Regions from separate parts of the Homo sapiens genome. Here region 1 is linked to region 2. Evidence: read pairs that join two places in POLR2A ChIA-PET (ENCODE). Cell type or tissue: Panc1. All regions are shown on one strand. Links, peaks and the distances in the headings refer to the core of each region. The heading gives the core; the rest is flanking DNA.

Region 1 (15,766 bases), core at 2,964-10,963, 98 kb before region 2:
AAAACAGAGCCCCAAGATTCTCACAGGCAAGTCATCTAGTGTTGATTTCAGCTCAGTTCAAAAAAGAGTCTTGTCTTGTTTTGTTTTTATTTTATAATAATCAAAACTCTTTAAAAATGAAGCAGTTCTGCCCAGGTGTGGTGGCTTGCACCTGTAATCCCAGCACTTTGGGAGGCAGAGGCGGGTGGATCACTTGAGGTCAGGAATTCGAGACCAGCCTAGCCAATATAGTCAGACACTGTCTCTACTAAAAATACAAAAATTAGCTGAATGTGGTGGTGCGTGCCTATAATCCCAGCTACTTGGGAAGATGAGGCATGAGAATAGCTTGAACCCAGGAGGTGGAGGTTGCAGTGACCTGAGTTTGCGCCACTGCACTTCAGCCTGGGTGACAGAGTGAGATTTCGTCTCAAAAAACAAACAGAAAAACAAAAAACAAAACTAAGCAGTTTGTCGTAGGATGAATGAGGTCCCTATTACAGGAATTGTTCAAACATGAGATAGAAACGATATTCAAGCATTCACTCAACAAACACTCACCCAACATCTACTCTTGGCCTCACGTTATTAAAGGCTGTGGGTATAGAGATGAACATGACCCCATCATGGCCCTGTAGAAGCTCACAGGCTGGTTCAGGAGACTGACAGGTAAACAGCAGCATAGTGTGATAAAAGAGAACTGGAGAAGTGTCTGTAGCCCTGCTTGGTTCGTCAAGGCAGGCTTCCCAGCAAGGCTGGGAGGGAGCAGGAGGCAGGGCTGCCAGAGCCAGTGAGGACAACCAGGATTCAAGAAATAAATGGGCCAATCTGGCAGGGTTTGTAATTGACTGGATGTGGGATGGGGGAGGCAGCTTAGATGACACCGGGTCTCTGGCCTGGGTGACCAGGTGGATGGTGCAGCCATTTATTGTGATGGGGAACACGGAGAACAAATTGGAGGTGCTTGAGGGTGAGGGGTTTGCAGGGGCAAGCAGGCAGATATGGAGTCTAGAGCTATAATCTGAACCCTAACTCTAACTTGTTCTGGTCTTTGGGGGCATTGACACTGTACTTCTTTGGAGGCAGAGCAGCACATGGGAAGTCTTTACCCTACCACTGATTGGCTGAGAGCAGCACATGGGAAGTCTTTACCCTACCACTGATTGGCTGAGAGCAGCACATGGGAAGTCTTTACCCTACCACTGATTGGCTGAGAGCAGCACATGGGAAGTCTTTACCCTACCACTGATTGGCTGAGAGCAGCACATGGGAAGTCTTTACCCTACCACTGATTGGCTGTGAGACCATGAACAAGTCCCTTCCCCTCTCTGCACCCTTGTTTCTCCCACTGAACAATGACTCAAAGACCCCAAGGGTCCTTTCCTACTCTGGAAGTCTGGGTAATACTAACTCTAAGTGTGTGGCACCAGGCTGGGTGTGGTGGCTTATGCCTGTAATCTCAGCACTTTGGGAGGCCGAAGCAGGTGGATCACCTGAGGCCAGGAGTTTGAGACCAGCTTGACCAACATGGTGAAATCCTGTCTCTACTAAAAATACAAAAATGAGCTGGGTGTGGTGGCACATGCCTGTAATCCCAGCTACTTGGGAGGCTGAGGCAGAAGAATTGCTTGAACTCAGGAGGCGGAGGTTGCAGTGAGCTGAGATCACACCGTTGTACTCCAGCCTGAGGAACAAGAGCAAAACTCCATCTCAAAAAATAAAATAAATAAATAAATAAATAAATAAATAAATAACACCAGACCTTCAGCCCACTTCCTTTCTGCTGATACAGCCAGGAGCCGGGGCCCCACCGGCCACCCTTAGAGTTCAACTGAGGCTGTCCCCAGCACTGGGTCAGCTCCCAAGGGCAAGCCCAGATGCTGGAGCCAGCCAAACCCATGTGTAGATTAAGTCATGAAGCCCTAGTTTAATGCTTGCCAAAGGGGCACACTCCTTCTTCTACAAGCCAGGAAGTGGTTAAAAGCCTAGAGGCCTGATTTCCCAGCCTCCTGGCTGGGTCCCTGGAGTTGCCTCCCTCCCACAAGCCCAAGCCTGGGTTTCCTGAGCAAGCCTGGGTGTGGACACAGTGGGCCACAAACTGGATGCTGCTACCTGCAAGTGATTAATTGAAGGTGAAACAGCTCATCTGTACTGCAGGGTCCAGCCTGTTTCGGAAAGTCAGCTGCTGACAGGCACAGAGGCCTCTTAGCTAATGAGGTCAGCACTCACCCTGGGGCTCAGAGGGAGAAGATGCTCAGATCGTAGTGACCTGGTCAGGTCTGGGGGAGAGGGAATGGGCTGTAGTGAGAAGTGGACCACAGATGAGTCTGGGAAGAGGCCCAGCCCTGCCCTGGGGACCCCTGATTTGAGAGGGAGACAGGAGAGTGATCTTTGGGAATTCATAAGCTGAGAGACCTAGGGCACGTGACTTCAACTCTCTGGGTCTCAGTTTCCTTGCCTGTAAAATGAAACTATTTAATAATAGCATCTTCCTCATAGGTTTGTTGTAAAGGACTAATGCATGGGAAATGCCCTCACAGTACCTAGTATGCAATGAATGTCTCGTAAAAGGCACTGGAGATTAATTATTATTATTATTATTGTAGAGACAGGGTCTCACGTTGTTGCCCAGGCTGGTCTCAAACTCTTGGCCTCAAGTGATCCCCCGCCTTGGCTTCCCAGAGCACTGGGATTACAGGAGTGAGCAAACTCCTCCCTGCTCCCCTTGTCTCTGGCAGCGTCGCAGTCCTCCAGCACCACGGACAGCACCCCCATCACCAGTTCAGGGGGCCCCATTTGCTGCCGGGGCTGAGAAGCCTCTTTTGCCGGGGAAAGGGGCGGGGGGGGCGGGGAGGGGGGCAGCACCGTTCCTCTAGGGGCTTTTTTTTCCTGGCCTTGCCAGCCAGAGGCATGCCTCCCCAGAGGTAATGTCAGGACTCAGAGCCTCCACACGCTCAAAGGTACAGATTCCCACAGCTTCAAGTAAGCACTTGAGCACTTCGTCTGTGGTCACACAATTTAACCACCTTCTTACTTCTAAGATCTTTCTGCTGTCTTCTACTGGGGCCAGGAAAAAGAGTGTTAGACCAGGACAAGGACTTGGAGTCAGAAGACTTTAGCTTAAATTCTGGCTCCACTACTTCTGCCTGGGTGATCAGGAAAAGTCATTAAACTTCTCCGAGCCTCAGTTTCCTCATCTGTAAAATGGAGTGTTGGGATTCGGTCAGGCTGGTGGAAAAAATATTAGTTATGATAGCCACAAAACCCTTTCGGAAGGCCTGAGGGTTTTCACATGACTTCGGTAATAGACCGGGGCGAAGGTGGGCTGGTCCCATTACCTTCAGTTAAATAGATTAGAGTAGTAAATAACGGGATGTGGGGAAGTTATCTAGTTAACTTGTTTACTCATGTGGTCTCAAGACGAGCCTTTGATGTGTGCTTTTTACTCGGGAAGTCCTCAATGTCAATTACCTCTAATGGCGCTGACTCAAGCTTTTGTTAACTAATCTTAATGAATAAATGTGAGTCTCCCTAGCTGATCGGGGCGGCCACAGTGACAAACCTCTCTTGGTGTGTAGGCGGTCACTCAGCAGGACTGGCAAAACAGAATCTCTGTGTATCAGTGTACGTTTTATTCATCATTTGGGTCAGGGTCTGTGGGCAGACCCTCGTAGCTAATACCCTCTTGTGAGGAGCAATACCTCGACGGAGACAATATTCCCTAGTCTTGTAGCTTGTAGCTTAGTGGGATCATTCATTCATCCTTTCTTGCGGTAACAGGCTTGTTATGAAGAGATTCTGATGCCATTCTCCCACCCACCCACCCAGTCCTGCAGGAGCAAAAAAGAGACCAGGGAGGCTCTACCTTTGCCTAGGATGGTCAGGGAAGGTTTCATGAAGAGAATGATGTTAGACATGTGCCTTTGAAAGATGTGTCTTTGGCCGGGCGCGGTGGCTCATGCCTGTAATCCTAGCATTTTGGGAGGCCAAGGTGGGCAGATTGCCTGAGCTCAGGAGTTTGAGACCAGCCTGGGCAACATGGTGAAACCCGGTCTCTACTAAAATACAAAAAATTAGCCAGGACTGGCAGTGTGCGCCTGTACTCCCAGCTACTCAGGAGGCTGTGGCAGGGGAATCGCTTGAACCCAGGAGCGGAGCTTGCAGTGAGCTGTGATCGTGTCACTGCACTCCATCCTGGGGGACAGACCAAGACTCTGTCTCAAAAAAAAAAAAAAAAAAAAAGAGGGAAGGGAAGAGAAGGGAGAGGGAGAGAGGGGAAGTGGGGGCAGGGGAGAGGGGAAGTGGGGGCAGGGGAGGGGGAATTGGGGGGAGGGGAGGGGATGCTCTGTCAAAAAAAAAAGAGGGAAGGGAAGAGAAGGGAGAGGGGGAGGGGGGCAAGTTGGGGGAGGGGAGGGAAGGGGTGGGGAGGGAAGGGAAGGGAAGGGAAGGGAAGGGAAGGGAAGGGAAGGGAAGGGAAGGGAAGGGAAGGGAAGGGAAGGCAAAAGCCAAGGGCATGTTAAGATCCAGGGACCCTTGGCTAAGAGGGCTACAGTGGAATGGAATTTATGATCCAGGAAACTGCATTCCTGTGAAGGTGGTGGCTGCAAACGCAGGATGAGACCTTCCAGAGAAAAAGCCCAGTGTGGTGACAGCAGGTGGGCAAGGATGTGCCTCCTGAGGAAAAAGATTCTTTCCAACTGTCAGAAACGAGACAGAACTGATAAATACCCATGAAACCAGGTCCTTAAGTTGTGAAACTCATTCTGGGTCTTGTTAAAAATAAGTGTGTGCAACAATCGTTTGTCAAGATACTTTATCAAGCTGGAAAAGAAAAGCCATCTGCATCATGTCCAAGGAATCTAGGTGTGTCCCCACTCCAAATCCTGGCATTGAAGCCAGGTGCAGCCATGACAGGGACATATTCCCTGGAGCACTCTCCTGCTGACCCTTCCCTTCCCTGTGTAAGGACCCTTCTGCAGACCTCCAGCCTTGAACACTTTATATTGAAAGCTTCCCCTGTGCTCACTGCCCAAGAGCGTGGGGCTGGGGGGGTAAGGACCAGAGGACCAAGAGACACCCCATCAACTTCAGGGTTGGGTCATTCATTCAGGTCACAGCTATTTGTGAGTGGCTACTCTGGGGTTCACCAGAGGACACGAGAGAAATGCAGAAGGAGAAGCACTGGTGCTTATCATGCTGGGGATGATGGATGCATGGCAGAGACATCTAACAGCTGGGGTGCGTCAGGAGAGGAGCATAGCTAGGAGGTCTCCCTGGAGGAGAGATCTTGAAGCATAAGTAGGAGTTGGCGGGACAAAGGAGGAGGAGAAGGATGTCCTGGTCAGGGTGTGGGGGTGAGCAGGAAGAAGGCATGGAGAGGAAAGAGGGAAAAGCATGGACTTGAAGCTGGGCGCGGTGGCTCAATCCTGTAATTCCAGCACTTTGGGAGGCTGAGCCAGGAGAATCATTGGAGGTCAGGAGTTCGAGACCAGCCTGGTCAGCCTGGCCTGTCTCCACTAAAAATACAAAAATTAGCCAGGCATGGTGGCGGGTGCCTGTAATCCCAGCTACTTGGGAGGCTGAGGCAGGAGGATTGCTTGAACCCAGGAGGCAGAGGTTTCAGTGAGTCAAGATCACGCCACTGCACTCCAGCCTGAGAGACAGAGGGAGACTCCATCTCAAAAAATTAAAAAAATTAAAAAAACAAAACAAAACATGGGCTTGTCTTGCTGAGCCCACTAAGCCAGGAGGGGAGGGAGGGCCAGGTCCCCAGGGCCTTCAGACTCAGGCTGAGGACCTAGGACCACACCCTGCAGGCAATAGGGAGCCAGTGAAGGGTATTGAGCTGGGGAGGTCAGATTTGCATTTTGGAAAGATCTCTCTTGCAACTTTTTTTTTTTTTTTTTTTTGAGACGGGGTCTCCTATCACCCAGGCTGGAGTGTAGTGGTACAATTATGGCTCACTGCAGCCTCTACCTCTTGGGCTCAAGTGATCCTCCCACCTCAGCCTCCCAAGTAGCTGGCCACTACTACACACAGGTGCATACAACCATGTCCAGCTAGTTTTTAGAAGTTTTGTAGAGACAGGGTCTCACTAGTTTGTCTCTAACTCCTGGACTCAAGCAACCCTCCTGCCTTGGCCTCCCAAAGCTCTGGGATTGCAGGTGTGAGCCACTGTGCTCAACTCTCTCTTGCAACCTGATGCCCTCAGGCCCTTAAAGGATAACTGATAACCCAGTCCACATGAACCAAGACAGACCCGTGCCGATCAGCCAGTAGCAGATGGGTTCAAATCACTTACTATGTGTGCGTAGTGACTTAACCTCTTTCTTATCTGTAAAATGGGGTTAATATAAGTACCCGCACCTCAGGGTAAGGAGTAAAGGAATAACGTGTGTACAGTGCCTGGGTAGGCGATAAGCTCTATGCATTAAGTGTTAGCTGTTATCAGCCATGAACTATGCCAATCAGTCTAAACCATTACAGGCATGAGTTAGACCAGGAGGAAATATAGATCCATATAAATCAGAACAGATCAGGTCAATAATTACCATTTTAAATCATTACAAACACTCATAGCCCAATCATGGTACTTTTCACAGATACAAACCCACACAGACCAGTAGAGACCAGTAGAGACGGGTAAGAAGAGGGCAGGTGCGGGGCGCGGTGGCTCACGCCTGTAATCCCAGCACTTTGGGGGGCCGAGGCGGGTGGATCACAAGGTCAGGAAATCGAGACCATTCTGGCTAATACGGTGAAACCCCGTCTCTACTAAAAATATGAAAAATTAGCTGGGCGTGGTGGTGGGCGCCTGTAGTCCCAGCTAGTAGGGAGGCTGAGGCAGGAGAATGGTGTGAACCTGGGAGGCAGAGCTTGCAGTGAGCTGAGATCATGCCACTGCACTCCAGCCTGGGCGACAGAGCGAGACTCCGTCTCAAAAAAAAAAAAAAAAAAAAAGAGGAGGGCAGGCCCAGTGGCTCAAACCTGTAATCCCAGCAATTTGGGAGGCTGAGGCGGGTGGATCACCTGAGGTCAGGAGTTCGAGACCAGCCTGGCCAACATGGCAAAACTCTTTTACTAAAAATACAAAAATTAACTGGGTGTGGTGGCGGGCACCTGTGAACCCAGCTACTTGGGAGGCTGAGGCAGGAGAATCGCTTGTACCCAGGAGGCGGAGGTTGCGGTGAACTGAGATTGCGCCACTGCACTCCAGCCTGGGCAACAAAGTGAGACCTTGTCTGGAAAAAAAAAAAAAAAAAAGACGGGTAAGAAGACACTGCAGGGAGAGGCCTGGGAGGAGGTGGCTCAGGGAGCGGGCAGAGCCCAGTGAGCTTCCTCCATGACTCCTTGGAGTCTCTCTGGAGAGGCGCTGGTGCTGGCACGGCTGTTTGTTACCCAACCCTCCAGAAGACGCGGTGGGGGGAGGGGAACTGCTGAAAGCCTTGCTTTCAATAATTCAGCAGCTGGAGCTTCCTGCTGCCCCTGCTGGAGCTGGAGGAAAATCTTGGCCAGAGCCCCAAGGCTGGGGCTGGCTGGGGGTGGGAGGGCTGGTTCCTGGAGGGGCAGGCAGCCTGGCTTGCAAGGGTGCGGGCACTGCAGCTCTGTGTTTTGACCATAGCCCTTGTGGTCCCTCTTCTGCCCTCCCCTTTTCAGTCTAGGGCTGGGTCCAGCCATGCCTGGGCAGGACTCGGGCTGACCCTTTCCCTGCCGTCTCAGTCTGTGCTGGGCAATGGAGGTGGCTGGGCTGGCAAAGTTTCCAGGGCCAAGATGGGGTGTCCGGGGCCGGTGAGGCAGAGAGGGCGAGCCTGCAGACCACAGGAGAAAGCCCTGGTGGCTTAGCTGGCAATGTGCCCAGTCCTACGCTATCCCTGTCCAGCTCCACACCACATTCCACTCCACCCAAGAATGCACTGACCCATGCTGTTCCTCATGCCTGGAAGGTTCTTCCTCATCTACCCTTCCTGCAAGACTGCTCAAGCATCACCTCCTCCGTGAAGCCTTCCCTGACTGCCTGGAAGGACTCCCTGGGGGACGTGCCTCTGCTGTCACCCTGTGGCTACTACTCGCAATCTAGCATGACTGTTGCTCCTTGGCTGACTGAGGGCTGTCCAAGGGCAGAGACTGGGCCAATCCACATCTGTATCCCTAGTGCTCAGCACAGGGCTTGGCACAGAGCAGCCACCTGGGACTGTTTGCTGAGACCCCGCCTGTGTTTGCACCGATGGGAGCTCACTACTTATTGTTTTACCACCATCATCTCTGGGAACTACAGAGGGAGAGGTCCTTGGTCACTGCTCTCACTATGCCTAGACTATGTGCATGCTGACATTTGCATGGGCCTCATGGTCATCTACTTTGTAAGCCCTCGAGTCCAGCCTTGTCTTTGTTTGTTTGTTTGTTTGTTTTTGAGACAGTATCTCGCTGTGTTGTCCAGGCTGGAGTGCAGTGGTGTGATCTCGGCTCACTGCAACCTCCACCTCCTGGGTTCCAGCCATTCTCATGCCTTAGCCACCCAAGTAGCTGGGATTACAGGCGTGTGCCACCATGCCTGGCTAATTTTTTGTACTTTTAGTAGAGACGGGGTTTCACTATGTTGGCCAGGCTGGTCTCAAACTCCTGACCTCAAGTGATCCACCCACCTTGGCTTCCCAGAGTGCTGAGATGACAGGTGTGAGCCACCGCACCCGGCCCCAGCCCTGTCTTTGAATAGATAGGAAGGACTTCTCTGGTCAAGGCTCCTGTCTTTGTTGGCTCTGATTTGGGTTCCTGGAGCAAAGATTTGGGTGGCAACCAAGCAGGCTGCCCAGGGCATCCCCTCAGGCTTCTGCTGGGCTGGCTGAGATCAAAGAGAAAGCCGGCTGGGGGCTGGAGCATCACTGACAAGGGACAAGGAGGGACAAGGAGGCCTCCACTGTCTGCTGCCTCCAGAGGAGTCCACAGTACAGGTAATGCAGCCCAGGTGAGAACAGGTAACAATGCTCAGGTGAGATCAGTGCAGATTGATGTAGCCCAGGACAGGTCATACAGAGCCTTGTAAATGGGACAGACCCAGCCAAGCCAGGAGCTCAGACCGACTGATCAACAGAGGACAGTGGGGACACTGCACACCAGCATGACAGACAGCTGGAAGGTATCAGAACAAGCAACACTGGCTACTGAAAGCAATACAGGCCGGGTATGGTGGCTCACGCCTGTAATCCCAACACTTTGGGAGGCTGAGGCAGGTGGATCACTTGAGGCCAGGAGTTCAAGACCAGCCTAGCCAACATGGCCATCTCTACTAAAAATACAAAAATTAGCCAGGCATGGTGGCTGGTGCCTGTAATCCCAGCTACTTGGGAGGCTGAGGCAGGAGAATTGCTTGAACCTGGGAGGCAGAAGTGGCAATGAGCCAAGATCACGCCGCTGCACCCCAGCCTGGGCAACAAGAGCGACACTCTGTCTGAAAAAAACAAAAAACAAACAAACAAAAAGGCCAGGTGTGATGGTGCATGCCTATAGTCCCAGCTACTTGGGAAGCTGAGGCAGGAGAATCTCTTGAACCCGGGAAGCAGAGGTTGTAGTGAGCCGAGATTTCACCACTGCAATCCAGCCTGGGCAACAGAGTGAGACCTTGCCAAAAAAAAAAAAAAAAAAAAAAAAGAAAAGAAAGCAACACAGACGAGTTCAACCTAGTAGACAGATCTGTAGAGGCCAGAACTGATATGAAATAAGCAAGTAGTGGTTTGGTCTCTTCTCCCCTGCATTCTAGAGGAACAAAAGAATCCCTGCCTTACTCAGTCTTCCTGCTCTCTGTCAGGGCCCTCAGTGGCCTTGTGGGAGGCTGAAGCCTTGCCACCAAGAGCAGACAGCTTCCCTGGGGCTGCTGAGCAAGAATGGAGATGGGGGTGGGGTGGAGGGTGGGGAGAATGTTCTACAGAAGCAGCTTCAGCTTAGCCCAAGAAAGAACAGTCTTATGACTGAGCTGTCACCGATGGCAGGTGGCGGTCTCTGTGTCCCGGGAGGGTGCAAATCAGATGGCCTTGGTGGAGATATGGAGGGAGAGCCACCTGTGTGTCAGAAGCCCATGCTCTCTGAGGACCCTCCCAAGCTGGCCTTGAGGACTGACCCTGCAGTGAAATCGGAGAAGCCTGTGTGCTTTACCCAGTTTTCATCACCTCCTTCTCCTTCCCCCAGGATCAGATCCCAACCCCCGCTCCAGGCTCACACCTGGGAGCTAGGCAGAGGAAGGCACGATGGGCTAGAAGTTGTATAACCAGATCCCTTTTCCTTTCTGAGCCTCAGTTTCTCTTATCTGGACCAAGTGTCAGGGGCCTGGATACTGGCAGGGCTTGGGTAGTGTTAGTCTAAACTGCACCATTTTGTAAGCTCCCTGCTATTTTGCAGACCTTAGTCAAAGTGAAACACTTCACAGTGGTTCGGGTCGTGAGAAACATCCTACCTAACCACCTGACCACAAGGTGGACAAAGGCCCGACTGAAGAAACAGCCTTCCTCTTACGATATTCTGCTGGGAGAAAATGCAAGGAGTACCACATTCTGCTGGAACAAGGGCCAGAACTGCCTCATTATTGGGACATCTTATCAATATCCTGCTGGGCAAGCCATACTGCCTAGACCCCTCCTGCCCATACCTATAAATTGTGCCAGCCTGTAAGCAGTGGTGGGCTCTGACATTAGGTTGGTCCCCCACTTCTGAAGGTTTTATGCTGGACGTAAAACCTGCATTTGCGCCCAGGTGTGATGGCTCACGCCTGTAATCCCAGCGTGATTGGGAGGCCGAGGTGGGTGGATCACCTGAGGTCAGCAATTTGAGAACAGCCTGGCCAATATGGGGAAACTCAGTCTCTACTAAAAATACAAAACTTAGCCGGGTGTGGTGGCAGACGCCTGTAATTCCAGCTACTCGGGAAGTTGAGGCAGGAGAATCGCTTGAACTTGGGGGAAGGAGGTTGCAGTGGGCAGAGATTACACCATTGCACTCCAGCCTGGGGGACAAGAGCAAAACTTCATCTCAAAAAACAAAACAAAACAAAAGCTGCATTTGCTTTTGAGCCGTGCTCTTTCTGTGTGTGTGTCTTTCTATAATCCTCGCCTTCCCTTCAAAACCTAACAGGGGGAGCTGGGCTCTGAGTCCCTGGAAGTGCAAGACTAACAAGAATCAAAATTGGATGGTGATGTGTACCCCTACCCTACCCCTACCCAGGCCAGAGCTATCAGCAGGAAGGGTGTGTGCTGGACAGACAGTCCGGCCCCTTCCACCTGCTGAGGAGGGTGACAGGAGAAGCCACAGGCAGCTGCCTCCACTGCCCATACAATCTCATTATGGAACATTCCCTCTATTGACTCAGCTCCAATCAAGCTGGCTGCCTGGGGGGCATCCCCTCAGGTTTCTGCTGGGCCGGCTGAGATCAAAGAGAGAGTCGGGCTGGGGGCTGGAGCATCACTGACTTTCCCATCGATCCAGATGCGCCTCTCGTTGCTAGGCAACAGCCTCCAGTCTCTCCCGGTCTTTCCTCCCCCGAGGGGCTGCAGAATTGGACAGTAAAAGGGGAGAGAGGGAGAGACCCCACATTCACTCTCCATGTCATCCCCTCCCAAGCTAGAAACCTCTGTCACCAACCTGGGAACCTCTCCTCCCCAGAAAGCAATTCCCCTGTCCATGTTGAGAGCCTGACCCTCCCACCAAAATGAACCTCTTCTCTCTCCTCACATTTGTATGCACCTCCAGTGTACTGGAAATCCATTCCTCCTCTGCTCCATGTAAGCATTCTCTCAGGAAGACAGGCCAGGGACTCGCCATTGAAGAAATCAAGGCTCAGAGAAGGAAGGGACCCTCAAGGACTCAGTGGAAAAGTCAAGATAAGACTGCAGGCTCCCTGTCCAGGCTCAGTGGCTCATGCATGTAATCCCAGCACTTTGTGAAGCCAAGGTGGGAAGACTGCTTGAACCCAGTTCAAGACCAGCCTGGGGGCAGGCACGGTGGCTCACGCCTGTAATCCCAGCACTTTGGGAGGCCGAGGTGGGAAGACTGCTTGCACCCAGGAGTTCAAGACCAGCATGGGGGCAGGCATGGTGGCTCATGCCTGTAATCCCAACACTTTGGGAGGTCGAGGCTGGGGGATCACCTGAGGTCAGAAGTTCACGACCAGCCTGGCCAACATGGTGAATCCCCATCTCTACTAAAATGACAAAAAATTAGCCAGATGTGGGCCGGGCGCGGTGGCTCACGCCTGTAATCCCAGCACTTTGGGAGGCCAAGGTGGGCAGATCACGAGGTCAGGAGATCGAGACCATCCTGACTAACACGGTGAAACCCCGTCTCTACTAAAAATACAAAAAAAAAAAAAAAATTAGCTGGGCGTGGTGGTGGGCACCTGTAGTCCCAGCTACTGGGGAGGCTGAGGCAGGAGACTGGCATGAACCCGGGAGGCGGAGCTTGCAGTGAGCCAAGATCGCACCACTGCACTCCAGCCTGGGCGACAGAGTGAGACTCTGTCTCAAAAAAAAAAAAAAAAAAAAAATTAGCCAGGTGTGGTGGCACATGCCTGTTGTTCCAGCCACTCAGGAGGCTGAGACAGGAGAACATTTGAACCTGGGAGGCAGAGGTTGCAGTGAGCTGAGATCATGCCATTGCACTCCAGCCTGGGCGACAAGAGTGAAACTCTGTCTCAAAAAAAAAAAAAAAAAAACCAGACTGGGCAACATAGCAAGACCCTGACTCTACACAAAATAATAATAATAAAAAAATTAGCCAGTGTAGTAGTGCACGCCTGTAGTCCCAGCTACTCGGGAGGCTGAGGTGGGAGGATCATTTGGGCCTAGAAGGTTGAGGCTGTAGTAAGCTATGATTACACTACTGCACTCCATTCTGGGCAACAGAGCCAGACCCTGTCTAAAAAAAAAAAAAAAAAAAAAAAAAACTGCGGGCTCCTAACTCCCAGCCCAGTATTGGACTAAATATGGGAGCCATTTAATCTTCAGAGAATGTCTCTAAAGACAAATGCACACTCCCATTTTTCAGTGGGTTGGCTTTTTTTTTCTCTCTTCCCAAAACGTAGGATGCATTTCATAGTAGTTTTTTTTGTTGTTGTTTCAAGTGCTATAATTTAAAACTGTTAGTTGTGCTTTAAAACAGGCATAAAAATGTACTGTGGGTTTTGGGGGCTGTAATTGACTAAATAATGCAAATCTGATCATTTTATCACAGTTTAATATTTTGCATATTTTATCTACCCTATACTGCTCATCTTTCCTGTTTTTTTTTTTTTTTTTGAGTGAATATATGCACGTCATCCTAGCAGTTGTTATGTGGTGACCTACTTATTTCATGACTTATTTAGAATTTTAAGATCTCTCTCCCTCTGAGGTCTTTACAGCCCTTGGGGATGGAGGAAGGAAAGTCTCCCAGCTGGGCACAGTGGCTCATGTCTGTAATCCCAGAACTTTGAGAGGCTGAGGTAAGAGGATCACTTAAGATCAAGAGTTCTAGACCAGCCTGGGCAACATAACAAGACCCCATCTCTATTTTTTTTTTCTTTTTACAAAAAGGAAAGTTTCTCAGTCTTCCCACTGGTCCCTGCCAAACCTTTCCTTAAACAACTAAGGGAGAGGAAGAGTTGATGTGTTTCCCAAGGTGTGAGGGGCCAGAACTCAGAAGTTGGGGCTCCCTGAGAGGTGCCAGGAGGTGCACAGTCCCTGAGCAGCGGTCCTGGTGGCCTTGGAACTGCCACTGCCTGCCACCTGCACACTCCCAGCTGTTAGCATGGTGACAGCTCCTCCCCGACTCCCCTGCCCGGCACCAGTCACACACTTCAACTCTGAGGAGCACAGCTTTTCAAGGTCCTTGACAAATGGTAACCAATTAATGTCAATTAATCTGATTAGCCTAAATAGTTAATTAAGCAGCTAATTTACAACATCATTGACAACAACCCACGGCTCCTGAGGGATGGTGGGTGGGAGGTAGGAATGGCAGGGGTGCTGAAGGGAGGTCTTCCTTGCCCTGGGAACAGGTGAGCCCCTTAATGTCGGATCGGGAGTGGGAGCTCCTGGTGCAGCAGTGGCCTCTCCAAGTCTCCACTCTGCTCTGCCATCATCCGAGAATCTCCATCAGGGTACCCAGCCCCAGGCCAGGCTCAAAGGGGCTGATTTCTGTGGGACAGGGTGAACCACAGCATGGTGGAGGAGGGAAAAGGCCTCCTGTCTGGGAAACTATTCCACCCTAAAATCCCAGAGAGGGTTGGGCGCAGTGGTTCACGCCTGTAATCCCAACACTTTGGGAGGCTGAGGTGGAAGGATCACTTAGTCCAGGAGTTCAAGACCAGCCTGGGCTACATGGTGAGACCCCCCCATCTCTACTAAAAATTAAGAAAAAAAAATTAGCCAGGCATGGTGACATGCACCTGTAGTCCCAGCTACTTGGGAGGCTGAGGCAGGAGGATCGCTTAAGCCTGGGAGTTCGAGGCTGCAGTGAGCTATGATTGTGCCACTGCATTCCAGCTTGGGTGACAGAGCAAAATCCTGTTAAAAAACAAACAAACAAACAAAAAAACCAAAAACCCAGAGAGGAGCCTCTGCCACCACTTCCCATCCACACCAAGCACCTTAGAGCTCATAACCCCTTTCAAGTCCCCAAGCTACAGAGAAACCCTGAGAGAGAATTCCCATCCTTCAGCCCATCCTACAGATGAGGAAACCGAGTACCTCCTAGATGCCAGGCCCCATGCTTGCACTGACAACCTGCAACAATGAATCCCACGAGGTCCCTGCCCTTAAAGAACAGCCACCCTGGGCCTCACAGTACCTTGGTGCAACCTCTGTGGGTCAACCACTTCTTAGCTGGGCGATGTTATTTACCTCTCCGTGCCTCCATTTCCCCAACTAGGACCGACCTACATCATTGGATGTTGTGAGGACTAAATAAGTTAATACACGCAGCAGTGCCGGCACACAGAAAATACCAAATGAGTTGGAAAGGTAAACCACCAGTGTGAATGGGGTGTAAAGCCGGGCACGGTGGCTCACGCCTGTAATCCTAGCACTGTGGGAGGCTGAGGCGGGTGGATTGCCTGAGGTCAGGAGTTCGAGACCAGCCTGGCCAACATAGTGAAACCCCGTTTCTACTAAAAATTCAAAAAATTAGCTGGGCGTGGTGGCAGTCCCCTGTAATCCCAGCTACTAGGGAGGCTGAGGCAGGAGAATTGCTTGAACCTGAGAGGTGGAGGTTGTAGTGAGCTGAGATCACGCCATTGCACTCCAGCCTGGGCGACAGAGTGAGACTCCGTCTCAAAAAAAAAAAAAAAAAAAAAAAGGAATGGGGTGTAAAGTGGGCCAGGGAAGAAGCAGCACCGGGCCCTCGAGGGCACCCAGATTGGAACAGGACATCACGCAGAAGATGTCTGAGCAGAGCCTGAAGCTCAGGGAGGTAGAGGAAGAGGGAGGAAGGGCATTCCAGGCGAAGGGAACCACATGTGCAAAGTGATGAGGCACCGGTTCTCAACTCTAGTGTGTACGGTCCACCTTGGAACTTTAAAAAATGCAGACCTTGGCCAGGCGCAGTGGCTCACGCCTGTAATCCCTGCACTTTGGGAGGCCAAGGTGGGAGGATCACTTGAGGCCAGGAGTTTGAGAACAACCTGGCCAACATGGCAAAACCCTGTCTCTACTAAAAACACAAAAATTAGCCGGGCATGGTGGCGGGTGCCTGTAATCCCAGCTACTTGGGAGGCTGAGGCAGGAGAATCGCTTGAACCTGGGAGGCGGAGGTTGCAGTGAGCAGAGAT
Region 2 (15,766 bases), core at 3,898-11,897:
TTCCACTGCATGCCTGATGCTGTCAGTAGCAGATCCTGTTTCAAAAACAGTAGAGGGCACTAGGCACCAACTGCCTCAGCTTCCTCCCCTTGCCACATAAAAATGTACTAATACCTTTATATTAACTTCTTGTCTGTTCCAGAGAAAGAGGTGTCCTGATTCCATCCTCAGACTTAGCACCTCCACCTGTGATTTTTGTTTCTATTTCTTACTGCTTTTAATTGTGACCCTGCTAAATCTCTTGGAAAGCTTGTAAAAGCAGTGATTGCTGGACCTTACCCTTAGAGTCTCTGATTTTAGTAATTTGGGAGTAAGACTAGAGAATCTGCATTTCTAACAAGTTGCCTGGTGATGCTGCTGCTGCTGTCTGGGGAATCACACTTGGAGAACCACTGTCTTATAGATAGTGCTTGGTTTTTTGTTTTGTTTTGTTTTGAGACAGGGTCTTGCTCTGTCACCCCAGCTGGAGTATAGTGGTGCAGTCTCAACTCACTGCATCCTCTGCTTCCTTGGCTCAAGTGATCCTCCTGCTTCAGCCTCCCAAGTAGCTAGGACTACAGGAGCATGCCACCATGCCCAGCTAATTTTTGTATTTTATGTAGAGACAGGGTTTCACCATGTTGCCTAGGCTGGTCTCAAACTCCTGAGCTCAAGTGATTCAGCCGCCTTGGCCTCCCAGCGTGTTGGGATTAAGGGCGTGAGCCCCCGCACCCGGCCTGTGTTTGTTATTTATTACAGATGGTTCACATGCAGCTAATCCGAAGCCAAATTTATTGCTTTTATTTATTATTCTCCCCATTCTGAACATTTTCCTCCTAACCCTTCTCGTGAGTCAGTTAATGGCGTCATTCTTTACCAAGTTAGCTAAAAAACCTTGGTTTCACTCTTGATTTCTCTTTAACCTCCCTTGGCACCTACAATTTGACCAAGTTCTGTTTGTTCCAACTTAGAAAAGTCTTTTGAATTTTACCTTTTCTACTCCTCTTTTCCAGGTATTTATTTTCTTTTACTTAAACCTTTATAATATACTCTTAATTCCTGTCCATGTCTCTGGTTTCTCTATCCTTCAAGTTGTTCTTACAGCTACCTGCATGATCTTTCTAAAGCACAGATCTGACAACAATAACTTTTTGGATTTACAGTCTTTCTTGCTTCCCCACCGCATGATGAAATCCAGAATAGGCTTAGCAATGGGCTTAGCAATCAAGATTCCCTACCCTCTGGTGCCTTCCTGTGTAGCCAGCATCACAGTTCATCACACGCCAGTGCTCTGGCTACATTCAGCTTGTTGTGAAGCAAACCACAGGCTTGCACATTCGTAGTTCCTTCTTCCTGGAATGTCCTTTCACGTAGAATCCTAATCATCCTTATCAGTCAGGCGTGGTGGTGTGTGCCTGTAGTCCCAATAACTTGGGAGGCTGAGGGATGAGAATTGCTTGAACTTGGAAGGCAGAGGTTGTAGTGAGCTGAGATCGTGCCATTACACTCCAGGCTGGGTGATGGAGTGACACACTGTCTCAAAAAAAAAAAAAAAAAAAAACAGAAACAAAAAAAGGATCCTGTTTGTCCTTTAAGACTCACCCCAAACAGCACCGTTGTAAAGCCTCATCAGACTCCTCCAGCAGATTGCGTTGTTCTTTTCTGTGTTCTCACAGCACTCAATTTTTACTCTCTGATGTAGCAGCTGTCCCATTATATAGCAGTTGTTTACTTACCTTTTTGTTTGTTCCAACCTTGAGCTTGTTAGGGAAAAGGACTAGACTTTCTTTATTTCACTGAGCTTGTTGGGGAAAAGGACTAGACTTGGTTTCTTTCATGTAACCCTAGAGCAGTTGCTGAATGAGCATGAGAAGATCCCATTTGAAATCTGTAGTGCATGAAGAGCAGTCCATCCTGTAGCTATGTGAGACCTCAGACTGATTTTGCATATTTAGTCTCTAGTTCTAAAATCTTTAGATCCTCCTGAATAAATGGAGTAATAACCTTCAGATACAGAGAAATCTTGGAGAATATCTAGATCATTCTAATCCTCTCTTGAATTGCAGACTCCAGTGGGAGGAAGAGGCCTTTGCCAGCAGTCAGAGCAGCCAAGGGGCCCAATCCCTCACATTCTCCAAGTTTGAAGGAAAGAAAACCAACGAGAAGACCCACGAGGTTACCACAGTGAAGAAATCTTCAGTGCGTCTTCCAGGGTCGGATCAAAGAAGGGTAATGTTCTGATACTCTTTTTTTTCTTCTCTGCCTGAGTGAGACACAGAGTAGATCCAAAATGCTTATAGGCTCAGCTTTGTAATTTCTGTCAACTTTTTGAGAACATCAGCTCAGATTTGAGACTGAAATTGGGTTTGAGGGTCAGACAATATATGAAACCCATACTCTCTTTGGTCAAAAGACATTGTGTTTTAGAGAAATTTGTTTACTCTGTAGGAGGAGTCAAGAGAATTGAAATAGGTAGTTTTGTTTATGAAATTCATGCCTATCCAAGTGACTGTCTCTTTGGATGTTTTGTTTTTTGTGCATTTGTGGATCTTGGTTTGTTCTGTGGCATAATACCCTCACTGTTCATAGCTTGTCAGAAATGGTGATTTCTAGGCTTGAAAGTCATCTGAGAGAGAGATTTTCTGCCCGAGAGCTTATTTGAGAGACAGCTTGTGTCTTGGGGAAGTGTATTGAGAGCATATAGGAAAAAGCCCACGTTGGGCTCTTGGGGGGATGAAAGTGAGCCATAGTAGCTGTTTTCCAGTGCATGGGTTTGTATGTAGGTGATCATATTCACCCGGCTTCTTAAAGTGCCATATAACCAGCAAGAAGATTGTCACGTAAGTCACAGGTGTTCTACAATTGAGCAGACAAGCCAGTTGAAATGGCCCAACATGAAGCAAGAAAGAATCTTTGTCGTTAGGCCTTGGTCTCCGAAAATTTATGTTGGTACTCAGAGTTATGCAGTCAATGTGAAATAATGAGGGAGACTGGGAACCGACACTGATGCTGTCAGAAGACCTGTTTTCTGGGAGCCCCCTCTCTTGCTCCCCAGTTCCTACCCTGGGGTAATTGTAATGAGTTCTCCCCTGGAGGCAGGGGAATGAATAATAAGACAGTGTTACCCCTTAAGACCCTTGCCAATCTTCTAGGTTTTGTGACTTTTGCTGTTTCCTTTTGTTTTATTATAAGGAAATAAAAGGAAATATTGCTTACCAAAAACACACTTCTCCTTAAGACATGGATACCAGATGCAGTGGCTCATGCCTATAATCTCAGCACTTTGGGAGGCCACGATGAATGGATCACCTGAGCTTGGGAGTTTGAGACCAGCCTGGGCAACATGGTGAAACCCCATGTCTACAAAAAATACAAAAATTATCCGGAACCACCTGCATGATTACATGATTAATTTGGTTGTTTCTTGGTTGGCTGCCAGTTGTAGCTATTTTGTCTCTACTAAAAAGGGGAAAAAAATTAGCACCTGCCAGAGATTAAATAAGTATGTATTCGGCTCATGATTTATTTATTAGGAGGTGAAATTTCCAGGTGGTTAGTAAGGTGACTTTGGAGTCACTCCTGGTTTGAGTCCTAGCTTTGTCATTTACCACCTTTGTGACCCTGGGCGGACTAACAACTCCAAGTCTTGTCCACACTGAGGGACAGTAATACCTATCAGAGATATGTGATGAGGATTCAATGAGTTGACATATGTAAAGAGCTTAGCATAGTGCCCGACACACACGTTAGATCTCCAGTAAGTGTTAGCTTTTTTAAAATGCAAGTTATTCTTCTGATAGAATAATCTTGCAGGGAGCTAAAGGCCATTTATTATTAAGATCCTTCATTTCTATTTAGCTTAAAGTCTGTTTCTTGATGATACGTAGTGAAATGATAAGTATTTATAACAGATGAAATAGTAAAAAAATTATAAAATTATCAGCTCGAATAGCCTCATTTTGCAGATGACAATATGAAAGTCCATAAATGTTAACTGATTTACCCAAGGTTGCACAATCTGTTTGTGTATGAGAACTCAGGTCTCCTAACTCCTGGGTCAATATTTTTCCATTATATTCCTTTATTCAATGTGTATACTTCAGAAACCCAGGTTATTTAATGTGTATAATAAATAGTAAATATATATATATATAATTAAGTTTCTGTTACTTAAGTACGTAATTGTCATTTATATTCGCTGACTCCCCTTGGTGATTTTAAAAACCTATGTCCCAAAAGCCTCTGTACAGTGTGCATGATACTATGGAAAGAAGATTTACAATTTAGTGCAGAGTCTGTACTTTAAAAAGAAACAATTCTGGAGCTGGGTGCAGTGGCTTCTACCTACCTGTAATCCCAGCTACTTGGAAGACTAAGGTAGAAGGGTTACATGAGCCTAGGAGTTAGTGGCTCCAGTGAGCTGTGATTGTGCCATTGTATTCCAGCCTGGGCAGCAGAGTGAGACACCATCTCTAAAAAAATTAATTAATTAAAAAAAGAAACAATCCAAGTGACTTTTATTTTAAAAATATGTATGCAGAACGGTTTTTACCTTTGTTCTTGTTTCCCCCCGCCCCCCATCTTTTCGAATGGTAGATTTGTACTTTCTATTTTTTGTTCTTTAGTTGCTTTTTGTCAGTAGAAAGCTTTTGGGGATAAAGACCTTAAAGCATTTAAAAATTTATGTTAGAAAAGAAGATTCCATTATGTCTTTGTTTCACAGATCACTTAATATAACTTAGCCAGGTAAATTTTGCATTTCACACTGATTACTTGTTTGGCCATTGTGTTTGGATAAGGTTAGCCTAAGTGCAGTTTTAATGTATTGGGCCTAGACTAGAAACAGACTTTTTGGATTCTGTATTCTTTATCTTCTTTAGTCCATGATGCCCTTGCTCTTGGTATTTTACTTGTTTCTATTAGTAGCATAAAGGAAAGCTTTTACGCCATACATAGCAGCTTGGAAGCAGACAAAATACAAATAAACTTCTATGGAATTTGAAGACTATTTTCACATTCTTTTAGAGTTGGATACGCCTTCAGAGAAAGTAAATCTTGACTGTGAAGACTCAGTTAAAGTGTTTTAGTCTCCACAGTCTGGGTGAGTGAGGAAGTCATAGTGGTTGGCCAAGCTGAGATACTTGCTTATACATTCCAAAGTGCCCTTTTCTTTCAGAACTCCTGTAATCTTGTCATCACAAGTAGAATCTTGTGTACCTCTTTCACAAATGGATCTGAAGACAGTAATCCTACAAAGCATATCTTTTCTTTTTTAGAGTTAAAATACCAATACCACCCAGACCTTAGACTCTAAACACTTTATTCGTTAAAGTGAACCAGGGCTTCTTAGAGAAATGACTGATTCTGGGGCTGGGGCAGGGAAAAAAAGGCCCCTTCAATATTTCGAGGACATTTCAGAAGATCTAGAAGCCAGCTTGGAGGGGTTTCCACTGGCCAAGTCTGGGATAATTTGAGTGTCAAAATAAATAAGGACAATAAGGCCAGGCACAGTGGCTCACAACTGTCATCCCAGCACTTTGGGAGGCCGAGGTGGGCAGATCACCTAAGGTCAGGAGTTCCAGGCCAGCCTGGCCAACATGGCGCAACCCCGTCTCTACTAAAAATACCAAATTAGTCAGGTATGGAGGTACGTGCCTGTAATCCCAGCTACTTGGGAGGCAGAGTCAGGAGAATCGCTTGAACCCGGGAGGTGGAGGTTGCAGTGAGCTGAGATTGTGCCACTGCACTCCAGCCTGGGCAACAAAGTGAGACTCCGTCTTAAAAAAAATAAAATAAAGTGAAGAAATCAATAAATAAGGACCATAAATGAACAAAATCATAATCCATGTGTTAATTTAACTAGTAAAATAGAGAAATACGGCCGGCACAGGGGCTCATGCCTGTAATCCTAGTACTTTGGGAGGCCGAGGCAGGCGGATCACCTTAGGTTGGGAGTTCAAGACCAGCCTGACCAACATGGAGAAACCTGTCTCTACTAAAAAAATACAAAATTAGCTGGGCGTGGTGGCACATGCCTGCAATCCCAGCTACTGGGAGTCTGAGGCAGGAGACTCGCTTGAACCCGGGATGCAGAGGTTGGGGTGAGCCGAGATCATGCCATTGCACTCCAGCTGGGGCAACGAGCAAGACTCCGTCTCAAAAAAAAAAATAATAATAATAATAAAATAGAGAGGTTATAGTCATGTTAGTAGTAAAAATTGATTCAGGTAAAGTTTATCTGGGTGCTAAATCTGGGATGAGGGGAGCGAGTTTCCTAGGAAACAAGTTATGAACATGATCTCAAATTCACTGCCTATGAATTATTTATGTATTTATTTATTTTTCTTTTTTTCCTTTTTTTGTGGAGACGGGAGGTGGGTCTTGCTATGTTGCCCAGGCTGGTCTTGGCCTCAAGTGATCCCACCACTGCAGCCTCAAAGTGCTGGGATTACAGGCGTGAGCCACCATGCCCAGCCAGATTATTCATTAATTATAAATGGAGAAATGGTAACTATAAAATGGGGATGTATGGGGCAAGGATAGATGTTACGTGCTTCCAGACATGACACTTTGAGAACACAACATCATTTATGAAATATCTAAGCTGAAAATTTTTAACAACCTGAATCCAGTCATGAGGACACCCAATCTAAATGACATTCAACAAGATACCTGGCCTGTGTTCTTCAGAAATGTCATGCCGAGAGAAACAAAGGCTGGGAAAATTGTGAACTGCTCATTGTGAACAATTGAGAAAATTGGAATATGGATTTTCAATTGAGTAAAAGTATTGTATCAATGTAAATTTTCCTGAATTTGGTAACTATCCTGTAAGGTACATAAAACAATGGCTTAATCCCTTTGCATTGCTACAGAAGAATACCTGAGGCTGGATCACTTACAAAGGAAAGAGGTTCATTTGGCTCATGGTTCTGCAGGCTGTGGAAGAAGCATGGAGACGGCCAGGTGCAGAGGCTCATGCCCCTAATCCCAACAGTTTGGGAGGCCAAGACGGGCAAATAACTTGAGGCCAGGAGTTGGAGACCAGCCTGGCCAACATGGCAAAACCCTGTCTCTGTTGAAAATACAAAAATTGGCCAGGCATAGTGGCCCATGCCTATAATCCCAGCTACTTGGGAGGCTGAGGCAGGGGTATCACTTGAACCTGGAAGGCAGAGGTTGCAGTGAGCCGAGATTGCGCTGGTGTACTCCCGCCTGGGCTGCAGAGTGTGAGACTCCTTCTCCAAAAAAAAAAAAAAAAAAGAGAGAGAGAGAGAAAGATTGGGCAATGGAAGGCTTGATAATCATGGTCTACTTGCTATTCCTGAAATACAAGCTTTGTTTCTGTATTAAAAACATAAAGTGCAGCCTGGTCCAGTGGCTCATGCTTGTAATCCCAGCATTTTGGAGACTGAAGCAGGAGGATTGCTTGATCCCAAGAGTTCAAGACCAGCCTGGGTAACAGTGAGATCCCATCTCTTAAAAATAATGATAGTAATTAGCCCGGCTAGTGCCTGTAGCCCCATCTATTCTGGAGGCTGAGGTCGGAGGATCATTTGAGCCTGGGAGGTTGAGGCTGCAGTGAGCTGCGATCATGCCACTGTACTCCAGCCTGGGTGACAGAGCGAGACCCTGATTAAAAACAAAAACAAAAAAAAAAAAAAACGCAAGGTGACTTTAAGTTGAAGAGCAAGCACTTGCCATTTGAGCCCTAGGCAAAACTATAAACTGTAATGTGGGTGAGGTTGTTCTTTTCCCTGTTTCCTTCTTCTTCACTTCTTTCACCTTACACACTGAATCCCTATTGGCTGTTCAAACATAACTCACCTCCTCCCTGTGTACCAAACACTTGAACTGTCTCTCACTTTCCCCTCTCTAATCCAAACTTCTGGCCTCTTAGTAGGGGTTGATTTTTAGCAAGCTTAGAGAAAAACAACAAAGTGTTGATTTTAGTAACTTGTATGATCTTAAGTAGCTAATAGAATTAATCTTCATTTACATTTTAAAAGGAGTTTTTTTTCTTTTTTAAGCAAAAGTGTCTCTTTGGAAAAGTATGTGTGGGAGGGAAGCATGTTATAAGCAAAGCAATAAAGGAAATGAGTAGGGTTTTCCTGTCTTTGACTGGTGTACAGACCTCTAAAGTCAGAGGGATTGGTGTTATTCTAAGAGTCTTCAGTCCTCTCTTTGGCTTACTGAGGTAGTTGTAGCATAATCAACAGCTCAGGCTTTGGATTTAAGCGCACAGACCTGGGTTCAAATTCCAGTCTTTATAAGTGACTGCAACATTATTCAAGTTACTTAACATATTCAAGCCCCAGCTTCCTCATTTGTAAATATCATAAGTGTACTACCTGATAGACTTGTGAGGATTATACAAAATAGCATTGTAAAAGTACCTAGTGCATAACAGGCATTACCTATATGTAAGTTTATGCTACCATTATTATTTTGTCAGATGGAATATGTATTATGTTTTTATTGGGTTGAGTGTTCTATCAATGTCAGGTAGGTCAAGTTGGTTGATAACATCATTCAAGTTTTCTGTCTTTACTGACTTTTTAAAAATCACCTCTCTGTCAATTACTAAGCGAGGAGTATTGAAATCTCCAAATATCATTGTGAATTTGTTTCTCCTTTCAGTTCTATCAAATTTTGTTTTATGTGTTTTGAAGCAGTGTTATTAGTATATACAAATTTAGGATTGCTGGGTTTTCTTGAAGAATTAACCCCTTTTTTATGATGAGATACCTCTCTGTGTTCTTGATAATATGGTCCATGTTCTTAAGTTTACTTTGTCTAACATTGGTATAACCACTTAAGCTCTATTTCATTGTTTCAGAGTATCCTCTTCCTTTCATTAGTTTTTAACATATTTGTATCTTTATATTTAAAGTAAATTTCTTACAGACAACATGAAGTGAGGTCTTGTTTTTTAATCTAATCTGATAATCTCTGACATTTAATCAGACTGTTTATAGCACTTATATTTAATGTGATTTTTGATAAGGGAAGTTTTACTCCTGTCATCTTGCTTTTTGTGTTTATCTCATCTTGTTTTAGTTCCATTTCTCCTCTTTTTTTGCCTTCTTTATGACCACACCTTTATCTCCACTATCAGCTTGTTAGCTACACCTCTTTGTTCTGTTTGTTTGGTTTTGTTTGGTTTTTGTTACTGGTTGTTCTGGGGTTTACAGAATACGTCTTTAACTTACCTTCAAATAATATTTATACCACTTTACAGAAAAAAATTTTTTTAATAATAGTATTATACGACTTTACATATAAGAATCTTAAACAAGATTCTTATATTTCTTCCTCCTGTCCTTTGTGCTGTGGTTCTACATGTTACTTGGTGGTTCTTTCATCTTGGGTAGTTTCCTCATATGCATGTGCAGTACTCAGCCACACTCAAGGGAACCCTCTGCAGATACCTGGAGCTTTTTCTGTGTAGCCCTCTCCCCTCCGTAGTGTTTGCATGATATTTTGCCATGCAAATTCTGGTCACATCGGCCTCCCTGAACTCCAAATGCTGTCTCCTCAATTCAGCAAGTCAGCTAGGCTCTGTTTGAGTGGCCTCTCCCTGTGCCATGACTTTAAAACTCTCCCAGCAGTGAGCTGGGACACTCTAGGACAGACTGTATTTGTTTCCCTTCTTTCAGGAGTTAATCTGCTGTTTGCTTGTCATCCAATGTCTGAAAACCTTTTGTTCATATATTTGTCTCACCCTTCAGTTGTTAAGATAGTAGGGTAAACCTGATGCCATCAGAGTATTCCATCATGACTAGAAGCGGAATTATCAGACAGAGAAGGATTTTTGATAAAGAATTTTTTCCTAATCATACAGATGTCAGCACAGTCTTTGGTTTTTTATTTACATAAAAGAATTTTAGAAAAGATGTTGCCCTTTTTGTTTTGAATTAGATTGTACCTGATTTATTTATGTGCTTAAAAAAAATAGGTAGTATATCCAAATGACTCAAACGTAACAGGTATGGTTAGAAGTTTCCTTTCTACTTTGTCTCTCGCCCATCTAGTTCCTAAGTACCACTGCTATTGTTCCCCTACTTTTTTTTTTTTTTTTTTGAGACAGAGTCTCACTCTGTCGCCCAGGCTGGAGTGCAGTGGCACGATCTCGGCACACTGCAAGCTCTGCCTCCTGGGTTCACGCAGTGGCTCCTGCCTCAGCCTCCCGAGTAGCTGGGACCACAGGTGCCTGCCACGACACCCAGCTAATTTTTTGTATGTTTAATACAGACGGGGTTTCACCGTGTTAGCCAGGATGGTCTTGATCTCCTGACCTCGTGATCCGCCCGCCTCAGCCTCCCAGTGTGCTGGGATTACAGGCGTGAGCCACCGCGCCCGGCCTATTGCTCCCCTACTTTCACAGAACTTTTGTTATTAGTTTCTTATGTATCCTTCTGTGCTTTTATTCTAATTTATAAACACATATATTCTTACCCCGCTACCCCCTGTTTTATATAAAACACAGCACAGTGTACATCCCTTACTTTTTTTTTTTTTTTTTTTGAGACCAGGTCTCACTCTGTCACCCAGGCTGGAGTGCAGTCAGACTCCTGGGCTCAAGTGATCCTTCTGCCTCAGCCCCTCCAAATAGCTGGCACTATAGGTACGCACTACCATGCCTGGCTAATGTTTTTACTTTTTGTAGAGAGAGCATCTCACTATGTTGCTAATTTATGTTTTTGCTTCCAATACATTTATGAGCTCTTTCCATATCAGTACACAAGAAGCATACTTTTTAATTTTAAAACCCTATGGCATTTTATTTTATGGATTAAAGGATAATTTATTTAGTCCATCAGTGATGGCCAGTTATTTCCAGTCTTTTGCTATTACAAGTAATGCTAAAATGTACATATTTCATTTGGTACATGTAAAATTTTATTAGTAGAAAATTTTGGAGAAATAGAAATGTTAGGCCAGGCGTAGTAACTCACACCTGTAATCCCAGCACTTTAGGAGGCAAGCGGATCACATGAGGTCGGGAGTTCAAGACCAGCCTGACCAACATGGAGAAACCCCTTCTCTATTAAATATACACAGTTAGCCAGGCGTGGTGGCACATGCCCGTAGTCCCAGCTACTTGGTAGGCTGAGGCAGGAGAATTGCTTGATCCCAGGAGGTGGAAGTTGTTAACCGAGATCGCGCCATTGCACTCCAGCATAGGCAACAAGAGTGAAACTCCGTCTCAAAAAAAAAGAGTCCTGAAGATAAAAGATTATAAGGAGTTACTCTGAGAGCCAGACGCGGTGTTTCGTACCTGTAATTCTAGCACTTTGGGAGGCTGAGATAGGAGGATCACCTGAGGTCAGGAGTTTGAGACCAGCCTGGTCAACATGGTGAAACTCTGTCTCTACTAAAATACAAAATTAGCTGGGCGTGGGGGGGCATGCCTGTAATCCTAGCTACTTGAGAGTGAGGCAGGAGAATCATTTGAACCTGGGAGGCGGATGTTGCAGTGAGCCGAGATCCACTGCGCTCCAGCATGGGCGACAGAGTAAGACTCCGTCTCAAAAAAAAAAAAAAAAAAAAAGAAATTACTCTAAGAAACTGTAGAATAGGCAGGTTAATATCTTTAAAACATACTTTTTCTGGCCAGATGCGGTGGCTCACACCTGTAATCCCAGCATTTTGGGAGGCCGAGGTGGGCGGATCACCTGAGGTCAGGCGTTCGAGACCAGCCTGACCAACATGGCGAAACCCCGTCTCTACTAAAAATACAAAAAATAGCTGGGCATGATGGCACACATCTGTAGTCCCAGCTACTTGGGAGGCTGAGGCAGGAGAATCGCTTGAACCCAAGAGGTGGAGGTTGCAGTGAGCCGACATCACACCACTGCACTCTAGCCTGGCGACAGAGTGAGACTCCGTCTCAAAAAAAGAAAAAAAAAATACAAAAATTAGCTGGATGTGGTGGCACTCACATGTAATTGCAACTAGTTGGAGACTGAGCCAGGAGAATCGCTTGAACCTAGGAGGCAGAGGTTGCAGTGAGCTGAGGTCTTGCCACTGCACTCCGGCCTGGGCAACAGAGCAGTACTCTGTCTCAAAAAAAAAAAAAATCAAATAAAACATACCTTTTTAAAAAATTATTTTTAGGAAATCATTGGGATATGGGGAACTTAAATTCCTTATAAACATTAGAGAGCATAGTTCAAAATCAGGAGGCTTAGAATGTGGTCAAAGACCAAGTGGTAGTTCATACTTTCTGAAAGCACTTACTGCCTATTACAACATCCTTACCTCTCTTGTGTAAATGTCCCATTTTCCTTTCAGTGTGTTTATCTGAAGAGGGGAAAGAATTGTCTGCCCAGCCGGTGGGATAGTGTAGTGCATGTTTCCCTTGTCTCTTCATTGTATGCTTTGTCGTGTTCATCATGCTATTAATACTTTGGATTCATTCTTTCACTTTGATCAGTATGACTCACCAACGAAATGGTGGGTAAATAATTGTGAGTCTCCACACAAACACATTAACCTTTGCCTTTTTGTCAAGTAAAATGGGATTTGGAAAGGTTGTCTAACATTTATAAGTCATCTAACATTTCAGTGCTTCTATTGATTGTTATTCTATTTGTTGACTGGTTTTATAAACTCCAGCAGTCTTTGAGAAGCCTAGTGGTGCCATTTCAGTGTTCATGATTGAAGATATAGATGAAAGCATGGTAGATTTTGGCAAAGAAAATATTAATAGAACAACTTTTATTTCAGTAGGAATATCTTTTAGATAATGTAGTTTTGTCTACTCATACTTCCTACTTGTAAAACAGATTTAGTTTACTTTAAGGTAAGTTGTCCAATCATTCAAACATAAAATGATTTAAATTCAAGTTTAACCTTGATGAAGCATAATTTAAATAACCTTAGGTAAGATACTTAAAGTAATTCCACGCATGGATCTTTTATGTCATGAAACTTTCTATGTTTAATTTTCCCAGCAGAAATTCAGGAAGCAAAAGCCAGTCCTTCCATAAACCGGCGAACCAGCATTGAAACGGATAGAGTGTCTAAGGAGTTCATAGAATTTCTCAAGACCTTCCACAAGACAGGCCAAGAAATCTATAAACAGACCAAGCTGTTTTTGGAAGGGATGCATTACAAAAGGGTAGGTTGAGAATAACCACATAGAAACATAGAGCTTTGGTTTGAGAAAAGGTCTTAGGGATAATATAGTGCAACCTTGTCATTTTATACCGGAGAAAATCAAGACCAAGAGATGTTAAATTACTTACCTAAGAAAAGCCTCTGAATCAAGCTAAAACCCAACTCTGAGGCTAGTACTTTTCCACTGCAACTCAGTGGTGTTTGGATCATCTTTGTGTGGAAATTCTGACCTTGAAGCCACTTGAATTATGTGCTTTTAGTAACAGGCCTTTTTGACTTGTGACCTTGTAAATAGTATAAACTGCCATAGTAGACCTTTAACTCTGTGCAACCATTGTTAGGCCAGTGGCAGTAATTTTAAGGGTTGTTGTTGTGGAATTCTGTTTTGTTCTTTGTATTTTGATTTTGAATTTTTTCATTCAGTTAGAGAAAGGACAGAATTTAGACAATGAAAGGGACTTTAGCAACTATGGAGTTTCAGTCCCTTTATTTTATAGATGAGGAAGTTGAGAGCCAAAGAGGATAAGTGACTTGTCCAAGGTTACACAGCTAGATTTTGCCAATGTCAAGTAGTTGTGACTTCCACACCTGTTTCTTTTATCCATAATTTCTGACCCATAATTTCAGTGGCAATAATTCATAAGACTGCCTGTAAAGGAATTCATTTTGTAAATAGGGATTAATTCTGTTGTAACATTCTATAACCATTAAACTCAGAATTAGCTCCGAAAGTTCCTTCTATGCAGTAAGGAAGTCTTAGAAAGAAAAAGGAAATTAGAAAAGCAGCAGGGGTGTTTAACTGTTTAGCTATATTCTAGCTGGGGTCAGCAATCACTAGGCTAATAAGCAGTGGACTTGTGTTGAAATAATTTTTAGATATTGAATTCAGTTTGTAAAGGAGAAAAGCTTGCTTTCTCGCCCTTCAGAAATGTAATTAGACTGTGTAAGTAAGTAGCTGTCTTTCTCTAGGTATTTTTTCTCTCTAGAGTAAAACATTTGGAGTTAAAACAAGTGAGCTGTTATTGATTTTTTTTTTAAGTTAGGAACCATGATAGATATCCTTAATATGGAAAAATTCAGAGTTCATGTGACATACGTCTTTCATTTTTATCAGAACTAAAAACTGAGGTTTTGTATTTATTCTTGAGCCCACATGAAATGTTGATGGGATAGCTGTACTAACTTAGAATATGTATATTGTAGTACTTAAGCATATATGCTGTATAATAATATGTTTTAGAAAATTGCTCAACTTGGATTTGATGTTTTTCTTTTGCTCGGAAGTGTGATGTGTTCTTGTTCTATAATAATTTAGTAGACTTCTAAATTAGTGTACTAAAGTAAAGAGGTAATTAACTAGTACAAATATCACCATGCCTATTTGTAAGGCATCACTAGTTTATATCAGACACCTGGATATGGCCTCAGATTTCTCCTGTTTGAAGAGCCACTAAGCCACCTATTTTCCATTTCTACACTGTGTGTTTCATAGTTAGGTGGCCAAGTCCTGTGCATGTATCTCCGGTATCTTTAGTGTCCAACATGAAGTCTGCACATACTGTATATGAAAGAGATGTTTTTTAAACTGAATGTCCCTAGAGAAGCCCTTTTGGCCTTTGGCTGCAAGTTAATGTCCTTTCAAATAAGTAAATAAACACTCTTTACACCTGAACTAACCTAACTAACTTCAGATCAGTAATCATATAAATTTCTTGGGGCAGTTCCTCTGACGTTGTGAAGAATGTGGTAGTATAAAATAGCCTTTGTACTCAATTTATCAAAACTGCTTAAAAACTTTAAATTCATGTTATTCCCACCAACTAAACTTTCTAGATGGTATCCTAAGGGCCTATGCAATATAAGAATTCATTCTTACCTGTTTAAAAACTGCCCAGGCAGCCTTGCCATAAACGGATAATTGTTCCTACTGCATCCCACAGTATTTGCTTTCTAAAATTTCTGAGATCCAGAAGAGTGATCCGCTCTTGCCCACATCTTTTCCCACATCATTTCTGTTTTCTCCAATCCCTGTACATGCCGGCGGTGAGCAGCCTTTTCAGCATATGGGTCAACTCCAGAAAAATCTTTTCCGAACTGCATTAAATTGTTTTTTTTTTTTTTTGAGACGGAGTCTCGCTCTGTTGCCCAGGCTGGAGTGCAGTGGCACAATCTCGGCTCACTGCAAGCTCCGCCTCCCAGGTTCACGCCATTGTCCTGCCTCAGCCTCCCGAGTAGCTGGGACTACAGGCACCCGCTACCATGCCCGGCTAATTTTTTTGTATTTTTAGTAGAGGCGGGGTTTCACCATCTTAGCCAGGATGGTCTCGATCTCCTGACTTCGTGATCCGCCCGCCTCGGCCACCCAAAGTGCTGCGATTACAGGCGTGAGCCACCGTGCCCGGCCTGCCTTAAAATTTTTAAGCCATTTTATCTTTATCGAGAAACACTTTATCTACACTTAGATGTTTTTTGTTTTTAGAATTTAAATTTCAGCACCTAATAATTTTCATACCCACTGCAGTATTTCCATGTAATGCTGTACTGTGCAACACATCTCTCTTTCTTTCCTTTCCTTCCTTCCTTTCTTTTTTTGAAGCAGGGTGTTACTCTGTCTCCTAGACTGGAGCCCAGTGGCACAGTCACAGCTCACCACAGGCTTGAC

The links. ChIA-PET counts read pairs that join two places held together with the same protein. Peaks named below come from ENCODE experiments on the same cell type or tissue, not always from the same donor. Only the 100,000 strongest peaks of a DNase experiment are listed, where the experiment ranks them.
Region 1: POLR2A ChIA-PET joins it to region 2 with 12 read pairs; 2 of 35 experiments call an interaction of 5 or more read pairs at or near these places.

What each region holds. Positions count from the first base shown.
Region 1 is chr7:76,212,533-76,228,298 of GRCh38, reverse strand. The region is part of intron 1 of SRRM3 (serine/arginine repetitive matrix 3); the gene reads right to left. Among named protein-coding and RNA genes, the nearest start is that of SRRM3, 19 kb to the right of the region's middle. RefSeq lists a silencer at 2,621-2,821 and enhancers at 3,166-3,670, 5,009-5,509. In Panc1, for the core only: no CTCF peak of the experiment used is centred there; no DNase peak of the experiment used is centred there.
Region 2 is chr7:76,115,062-76,130,827 of GRCh38, reverse strand. No RefSeq gene overlaps it. Among named protein-coding and RNA genes, the nearest start is that of MDH2, 75 kb to the right of the region's middle. RefSeq lists enhancers at 9,760-10,259, 10,260-10,761, 13,183-13,477. In Panc1, for the core only: no CTCF peak of the experiment used is centred there; no DNase peak of the experiment used is centred there; H3K27ac peaks cover 1,091 bases.